Linked DNA regions of Homo sapiens: region 2 is linked to region 1. The links are chromatin contacts, found by Hi-C or POLR2A ChIA-PET in ENCODE. All regions are on one chromosome and are shown on one strand. The core of a region is the stretch at or near the end of the contact, and the rest is flanking DNA. Distances in the headings are between cores, read along the strand shown. Region 1 holds the start of UHRF1 (ubiquitin like with PHD and ring finger domains 1). Region 2 has its middle 9.5 kb from the start of TINCR.

Evidence for each region. Hi-C counts contacts between places; a loop is a spot of excess contacts on that map. ChIA-PET counts read pairs that join two places held with the same protein, here RNA polymerase II (POLR2A). Pooled maps may share reads with other maps.
Region 2: a loop to region 1 is called in a pooled map, with 4 times the contacts of the local background. The contact joins the enhancer-like site here to the promoter of UHRF1 in region 1. A Hi-C loop is called at or near these places in 3 of 50 pooled maps. POLR2A ChIA-PET finds 5 or more read pairs at or near these places in 2 of 52 experiments (A549 and activated CD4-positive, alpha-beta T cell).

The regions. Positions count from the first base shown.
Region 1 is chr19:4,907,157-4,911,328 of GRCh38, reverse strand. UHRF1 (ubiquitin like with PHD and ring finger domains 1) reads right to left here and starts at 1,828. Exons shown (of 17, transcript NM_001048201.3): 1 at 1,674-1,828; 2 at 291-453. The coding sequence starts at 443. It also overlaps a transcript of ARRDC5 not described here. RefSeq lists silencers at 970-1,489, 1,990-2,069 and an enhancer at 1,889-2,795.
Region 2 is chr19:5,575,520-5,579,452 of GRCh38, reverse strand. It overlaps the pseudogene SNRPEP4. Among named protein-coding and RNA genes, the nearest start is that of TINCR, 9.5 kb to the right of the region's middle. Within about 2 kb of position 1,257, at least 4 of the 41 ENCODE cell types and tissues checked have a DNase peak (open chromatin) inside an H3K27ac peak, as active enhancers do.

The sequences.
Region 1 (4,172 bases), core at 579-3,078:
CTCTAGCCATTATTTTGAGGCGGAGCTTTGAAAAAAGAAGTTTAAAAGCCCAGACCCTATAGATTCGAGGGCCAGCCGCCAGCCCAGCGTGTCAATCTGTGAGTCCTCCCTTTGTTCCTTCCTCTCGCAGGCATTTGAGGTTTCTGTGGACTTCTCCTTCCGGGAGAGATGAAGTGGGACCGGACGAGGTTGTTGGGGGGGGAGGTGGGAGGGAGAAAGTATCGGCTGGTGGCTGCAGAGGCGCGAGGCCTGGACCAGGCATAGAACAAAGGTGCTGGCGGCGGGTGTACCTGTTTGCCCCTGTAGAACAGCCTCTGCAGGCCTGGCTCCACGTGGAACAGCTCCTGGATCTTCCGCCTCAGCTCCTCCACCTTGGTCAGCCTGGACAGCGAGTCCACCGTGTGGGTCTGCCTCCCGTCCATGGTCCGAACCTGGATCCACATGGTGTCGGCGCTGAGGGGAGGGACAGCAAAAACCCCCATCAGTTTTACCAGCACCTCTGAGCCATGCCATGCTCTAAGGAGTCGGGGTTGCTTTTGTCCGGCCTGTGGACACCAGGAAACTCCCAGGATGCCCTTCCAGTCCTCCTGTACAGCCAGACCCTGGCCAGGACCAGACACAACAAATTAAGCACTTAAGGCATTAACGACTAGCCAAGTGTTGAAGATTGAGGAGGAAGGAGAATGAAAAGAGGGAATTGAAAGAAAAGCAGAAGGTCCAACCCATCCCTCCTTCCCCACGACCAGAGGAGAAAGGAGGCCCGGGCCAAGTGGCCGAGTTGGTTCGTTTATTCATTCATTCATTGATTCATTCATTCCTCGGATTCCTATTTACGGAAGAGGGAATCCCAGAAGTCCAGCGCGGGCCGGAACTTCAGAAGTCCCGGGGGAACTCAACCAAGTGCCACTGAGAGGGAAAAACCCCACCCGAGATCCGCGGACCCCGGGACCCCTCGGTGCCCACGCCCCCCCTCCTTGCCGGCCCCCCCCGCGCGCGTGCGCGACCGGGCCCGCCCCGCGGTGGCCATGGTAACCGGCCGCCCCGTCCCGGCCACCCGCGAGCGCGCGCGCCCCGCGACTCACCTCGACCTCCAACCCCCGGCAGCTCGCGCCCCTCCAAACCCTGGACCCTCGGCGTCCCTCCCGCACTCCCACTGGCCCGCGCGGGTCGCGCCAGCGAGCCCACGCCCACCCCCGCCGCCGGGACTACAGAGGGGGCCCCCGCTCGTCAAGTCCCGCCCCCCTTCACTTGAGCCGCCTCTTATTGGCTCCGCAGCACCCGGCCGCCCCGCCCCGCTCGCTCCCCATTGGCCCAGATGCTCCCGGGGAACTCAGGGCGCGCGAAATCGGGCTCGGGCGCGACAATTGAATCGCGGGGCGCCCCGCGCGCAGGCGCGGAGCCTGACATCCTCCCCGGCGGCTCGCCAGGCCCTCCCCCACCCGGCGCGCTCGACCCCCCGCCGGGCTCCGGGGACGCAGCGCTGGTCCCGGCTCCAGCCGGATGTGTGCCGGGGAACGATTCCCGAGGGTTAGGTGGAAGGGGAGGCCCTGGATCCCGGGACAGAGTGCGGGACATGCGTGCGCCCGGGCTGGCCGCGCGGGAAAGTTTTGCAAAGTTCCCGAGCCCCGTGCGCCCGGCCCGGGCTGGCACCCCGACCCGGCCCGCCCGCTCACCTCTCCGGTCGCCGCGAACAGCTTGTCTGCCTGCGCGCGTGGCCCGGCTGGGGATGGCGATGAAACCGCGTGCGTGGCCCGGACCCCGCGCGGACTTGCGTGCGACCCGGAGCGCCCGCTCGGCAAACGCTGCCCGCCGCGCTGCCAGCTGCTCTGATTTTTTTCCCGCGAAAACTCGGCATTTGGGAGTTGCGGGGCCGCAGGAGGCCGTGCCGGGGGCGGGCGCCTGCCTCCTGATTGGCCGACGCAGTGGCGGGAAGCGAGAAAGAGGGTGGGGGGCGCCCCCGCCTCTGTCCACGGCGCCTCCGCCTAGTGGGCCACGGCTCCGCCCAGCCCTGCGCGCTCTGCTGGGCGCGCCCAGCGTGCAAAGGGGCTGCGTGGCAGGGCCTGGTCACCCCCCGCACGTGGACACCCCAGGAGCCTTGGGGACCCCCAGGGTACAGACCCCCTGAACTCTTAAGTCCAAGTCCGTTCGCAGCCCCCCACTCGCACGCATTGACCAGTAGGTCTAAGAAGGCCGGAATCAATGTGTAAATACTGCGAGGGAATGTGGGGGGCCCCTAGGAGACCACCTGCACCCTGATGGCTCGCCCGATCGCCCCAAGCCCCACTGCCTGGCGTCAGGGCCTGCCAGGGCTCCCCACTCTACCCACCCGCAGGGCTTGTTTGCTGTCTTTTCCCGCCTCGTTTTCCCGCCTTCTCCAGGCTGTCCAGGCGGGCAGGGCTGCCCTGCCCCCTCCGCCCTGTCTGTTCCACTCTGACCAGTCCTGGCGGGCACAGGAGTGACCTGTGCTGGGCACCTACAAAGCAGCCGGACAGGTTGCTCAGAGCTGCAGAACCCAGCGGTGTACATGGCAGACCCAGTTGGTGGTCTCAGGGAGGGAAAATTCCTATCTGGGGGAGACAGGCAAGAAATGAATAACTAAAGCAGATAATTTCAGATGATTCCTTATAGGAGAGTGACCAGCAGCCATGTGGTGGGAGGCGGGGAGAGAGGATACTCTCTCACTGGGGCCACTGCGGTGGGCCTCTCAGAGAAGATGACATTTGAGCTGGAATCGGAGATGAGACTCCAAGGACAGATGGGTCTAGGAGGGAAAGTCAAACCCAGAGGCCGGAAAAGGCTTAGAGGTGTCCAGGGAGCAGGAAGGGGCTGGTGTGGTTGGGGCCCACTGAGCAAAGGGGAGGGGGAGTTGAGGTCAGAGGGGTGATATATAATACCTTGAAGGCCACCGGGGAGGACTTTGGTCTTTCCCTTGAGAGCTGTGAGCAGAAAAATGTTGAGTTCCCACTTAGCTTTTTACAGTTTCTTCGTCACTCTATTAAGTCTCCTCTATCTGGTCAGTGGGACTTCTGCTATGTCCCTAATATAGGAGACAGATCATGGCCCCCGAAGATATGCGTCTCTAGACCCCCACGTCCTCGCCCCCAGGATCTGTGAATACAGTGCCTTACACAGCTAAAAGGACTTTGCAACTTTGCAGGTGTGATTCAGTTAATGATTTTGAGTTGGGGAGCGTCTCCTGGGTGATCCAGGTGGGCACAATGTCCTTAAAAGGTCCTAATAAGTGAAAAAGGGATACAAAAGGTCAAAGTCAAAGGAGATGGGAAAGTGGAAGCAGGCTTTACAATGATCAGGCCAAGGGCCGGGCGCGTTGGCTCACACCTGTAATCCCAGCACTTTGGGAGGCCGAGGCAGGCAGATCACCTGAGGTCAGGAGTTCGAGACCAGCCTGACTAACATGGAGAAACCCCGTTTCTACTAAAAACACAAAATTAGCCTGGCGTGGTGGCACATGTCTGTAATCCCAGCTACTCGGGAGGCTGAGGCAGGAGAATCGCTTGAACCCAGGAGGCAGAGGTTGTGGTGAGCCAAGATCGCGCCATTGCACTCCAGCCTGGGCAACAAAAGCAAAACTCAGTCTCAAAAAAAAAAAAAAAAAAAAAAAAAGATCAGGCCAAGAGGCAAGGAAGATGGGCAGCCTCTGGTGGCTAGAAAAAGCAAGAAAGACTCCTAGAACCCGCCCTGCCCCTAAAATTTATTTCAGACTTCTGACCTCCCAAACTGTAAGATGATAAATGTGTGGGCCGGGCGTGGTGGCTCACACGTGTAATCCCAGTACTTTGGGAGGCCGAGGCAGGCAGATAACTGGAGGTCAGGAGTCGCCAGACTAGCCTGGTCAACATGGTGAAACCCCATCTCTACTAAAAATACAAAAATTAGCCAGGTGTGGTGGCCGGCGCCTGTAATCCCAGCTACTCGGGAAGCTGAGGCAGAGAATTGCTTGAACCTGGGAAGCGGAGGTTCCAGTGAGCAGAGATCGTGCCACTGCACTTCAGCCTGGACAACAGAGCGAGACTGTGTCTCAAAAAAAAAAATTAGCTGGGCAGGGTGGTGTGTGCCTATAATCCCAGCTACTCAGGAGATTGAGGCAGGAGAATCACTTGAACCCAGGAGACGGAGGTTGCAGTGAGCCAAGATCGAGCCAGTGTACTCCC
Region 2 (3,933 bases), core at 8-2,507, 670 kb before region 1:
GCCTCCAGTTTTGGGATCCCTGCTCCAAAGACCAGAACATAGGAGCAAGCAGGCTGGCAGAACTGGTGGGCACAGCTGGGCATGGTGCCTCACACCTGTACTCCAAGCACTTTGGGAGGCCGAGGCAGGCAGATCACTTGAGACCAGCCTGGTCAACATGGTGAAACTCCATCTCTACTAAAAACACAAAAATTAGCCAGGTGTGGTGGTGCACGCCTGTAATCCCAGCTACTCGGGAGGCTGAGGCAGGAGAATCACTTGAATCTGGGAGGTGGAAGTTACAGTGAGCTGAGATCACACCACTGCACTCCAGTCTGGGCAACAGAGCGAGACTCTGTATTAAAAAATAGATATAATTAGCCAGGCACGGTGGCTCATGTCTGTAATCCCAGCACTTTGGGAGGCTGAGGTGGGTGGATCACCTGAGGTCAGGAGTTCGAGATCAGCCTGGTCAACATGGCAAAACCTTGTCTCTACTAGAAATACAAAAATTAGCAGGGCATGGTGGCGCATGCCTGTAATCCCAGCTACTCGGGAGGCTGAGGCAGGAGAATCTCTTGAACCTGGGAGGTGGAGGTTGCAGTGAGCTGATGTTGCACCACTGCACTCCAGCCTGGGCGACAGAGTGAGAGTCCGTTGGGTATCACACCCCCACTCACTCAGCCCCTGGCTGAGTCATAGCAGGTGGACACTCATGGGGACCAAGACGCCGTTGAGGGACGGGACCCAAGAGATGCGGCTATAAGTGGGGTGTGCTGGGTCACTGGAGATGCCTGGCTTGCTTATTGACGAAGCCTCAGGCTCTGGAGGTGGGGGAAGCCGTGGGGGAGGGAAGGGGAGAAAAAAGAGGGATGGAGAGATAAAGACACCGAGACACAGAAAAAGAGAGATTCAGGGAGAAGAGAGACAGAGACTGAGACACAGAGTGAAACAGACGCACACACACAGGGACGCAAATAGACAAAAGCAGAAACAGATGAACCCAGGACCTGCACAGATGTGGATCTGCACTTGGGGCAGCCGGGCCCTCTACTCCATGTGCCCACTAGGTGGCGCCCAAGAGCCACGCTCTGCAACGCAGCCGACCCGGTTGGGCCCCTCCTGCCGCGGAAGCCCCCATCTCTCTGCCCGCCCAGCGTTTCCCCCACGGGCCCAACACCACCTTTGTGGGAGGCCCTGGAGGCGCAGGTGGAGGCTGGAATGGGGGCTTCCTCAAGGGTCGAGGGTCTCCAGAGCCTCCCAACCCGGCCCCCGGTAGGCGAAGGCCCTGGTTGTGTCTGTGCTTCTCTTAGAGTGAGTTTGTATTGGTCTCAGGAGTGGACGTGCCTGCTTCTGTCTTGGGGTGTGGATCTGGTGAATCTCCGTGTGTGAGGCTTAAGGCCGTGTGTCTCTCTGTGTGCATCTGTGTTTGTCATGGGGCGTGTGTCCGTGTGTGTCTGTGTTTGCTCTGGGGGGCATGTGTCTCTGCGCATGTGACTACGTGTCTCATTTTTCTCTTGCTACATATCATGGCTGTATTTGCCTTGGGTGTGTCTGTGTCTCTGTGTGACTGACTTCTCCTCATGCTGTGTACATTTTGGTGTATCCGGGCTGGCGAGTGACTTGATGTGTGCCTCATGTCTCCGCCCCCCTTGGAAAGCTGCCTCTCCCGCCCCTGCTCACCTTTCCTGGCGGCTCTGTATAGAGTCACCAAAGAATTCAAGAACTGAAATATTTATGAAGTGCTTCCTGGGGTCCCCTGGAGAGACAGGAGCGACTGTTCATGGAGCTGTGTGTCTGTGGGTCTGACCAAACGAGATTTAGATCCTGCTCAAACTAAGCACCTACTATGTGCCAGGCCTTGGCTCGGGTACTGCCTTCATGCTATGCATTCAGTTTCCTCATCTGTAAAATGGGCCTGATATTCGGCCGGGCGCGGTGGCTCATGCCTGTAATCCCAGCACTTTGGGAGGCCGAGGCGGGCGGATCACAAGGTCAGGAGATCGAGATCATCCTGGCTAATACGGTGAAACCCCGTCTCTACTAAAAATACAAAAAATTAGGGCCGGGCGCGGTGGCTCACGCCTATAATCCCAGCACTCTGGGAGGCCGAGGCGGGCGGATCACGAGGTCAGGAGATCGAGACCATCCTGGCTAACACGGTGAAACCCTGTCTCTGCTAAAAGTACAAAAAATTAGGGCCAGGCGCGGTAGCTCACGCCTGTAATCTCAGCACTCTGGGAGGCCAAGGCAGGCAGATCACGAGGTCAGGAGATTGAGACCATCCTGGCTAACATGGTGAAACCCCGTCTCTGCTAAAAAAAAATAGCTGGGCGTGGTGGCGGGCGCCTGTAGTCCCAGCTACTTGGGGGGCTGAGGCAGGAGAATGGCCTGAACCCGGGAGGCGGAGCCTGCAGCGAGCCGAGATCGCGCCACTGCACTCCAGCCTGGGCAACAGAGTGAGACTCTGTCTCAAAAAACAAAACAAAACAAAATAAATTATAAAAAAAAAAAAAAAATGGGTGAAATTCCACCATGGCGTACCGTGGCCAGGGCCAGAAAGTGCAGAAGGTTATGGTGCAGCCCATCAGCCTCATCTTCAGATACTTACAAAATAGATCGCGGATTCAGGTGTGGCTCTATGAGCAAGTGAATATGCGGATAGAAGGCTGTATCATTGGTTTTGATGAGTATATGAACCTTGTATTAGATGATGCAGAAGAGATTCATTCTAAAACAAAGTCAAGAAAACAACTGGGTCGGATCATGCTAAAAGGAGGTAATATTACTCTGCTGCAAAGTGTCTCCAACTAGAAATGATCAATGAAGTGAGAAATTGTTGAGAAGGATACAGTTTGTTTTTAGATGTCCTTTGTCCAATGTGAAGATTTATTCATATTGTTTTGATTACCGTTGTGTTACTACAAGATGGCAATAAATACTATGGGATTGTTTGTGTTAAAAAAAATGGGCTTGATATTAGCATCTATCTCATAGCATTGCTATGAGGTGAGTTGAGGTTTATAAAACCTTGAACACTCCTGGAGCATGCTAAAGACTCAATGTGATAAATTATCTCAGGCTGGGTGTGATGGCTCACGCCTGGAATCCCAGCACTTTGAGAGGCCAAGGTGGGCAGATTAGTTTTGAGCCCAGGAGTTCGAGACCAGTCTGGGCAACATGGCAAAACCCTGTCTCTACAAAATAATAATTATAATAATAATAACAATAACAACAATAATAATAATAATACAATAATTAGCCACGCGGGATGGTGTGCACCTATAGTCCCAGCTACTCGGGAGGCTGAGGTGGGAGGATCACTTGAGCCCAGGAGGCGGAGGTTGCAGTGAGCTGAGATCACGCCGCTCTGCTCCAGCCTGGGTGACACAGAGCCAGACCTTCCCTCAAAGAAAAAAAAAAAAAAGGAAAAATCACCTCATTTAATTCTAATAACTACAAGCACATCTATTAACCTATGGGTCAGTGGGGAGCCCCTGAGAATTCTTCACTCACTGCTAAGAACTTGAGGGTTGTCAAAAAGGCCTAAATAGATTGGATGCTTGGACGTCTGTCTGCATAAAAACTTTCCTTTTAGCTCAGCTCAGCGGTTCTCAAACTTCAGAAAACTGAGTAGACGGGATCATGCTGGGTATAAAAATCAGGGGCATGAGTTGTTTCAGACATTGGGAACTCAGCGGTGAATAGAACAGACAAAATAGCCGTTGGGGAGTTTCTGTTCTGATGGGGAAAAGATAATAAATGAGGTTGTCACTCAACAAATGTGAGTCATTATGGTTATTTTCCATCAAAGACTTTCAATATACTTTGCCATTTCGCCCTCCAGAAAGATGGGACTTGGTACTAACTTATCCCAGCAATGTATGCAAGTGCTCACTGCCTTGTACCTTCACAAAAACTATTATTGGATCTTTTTGTCAAATATTAGAGTGG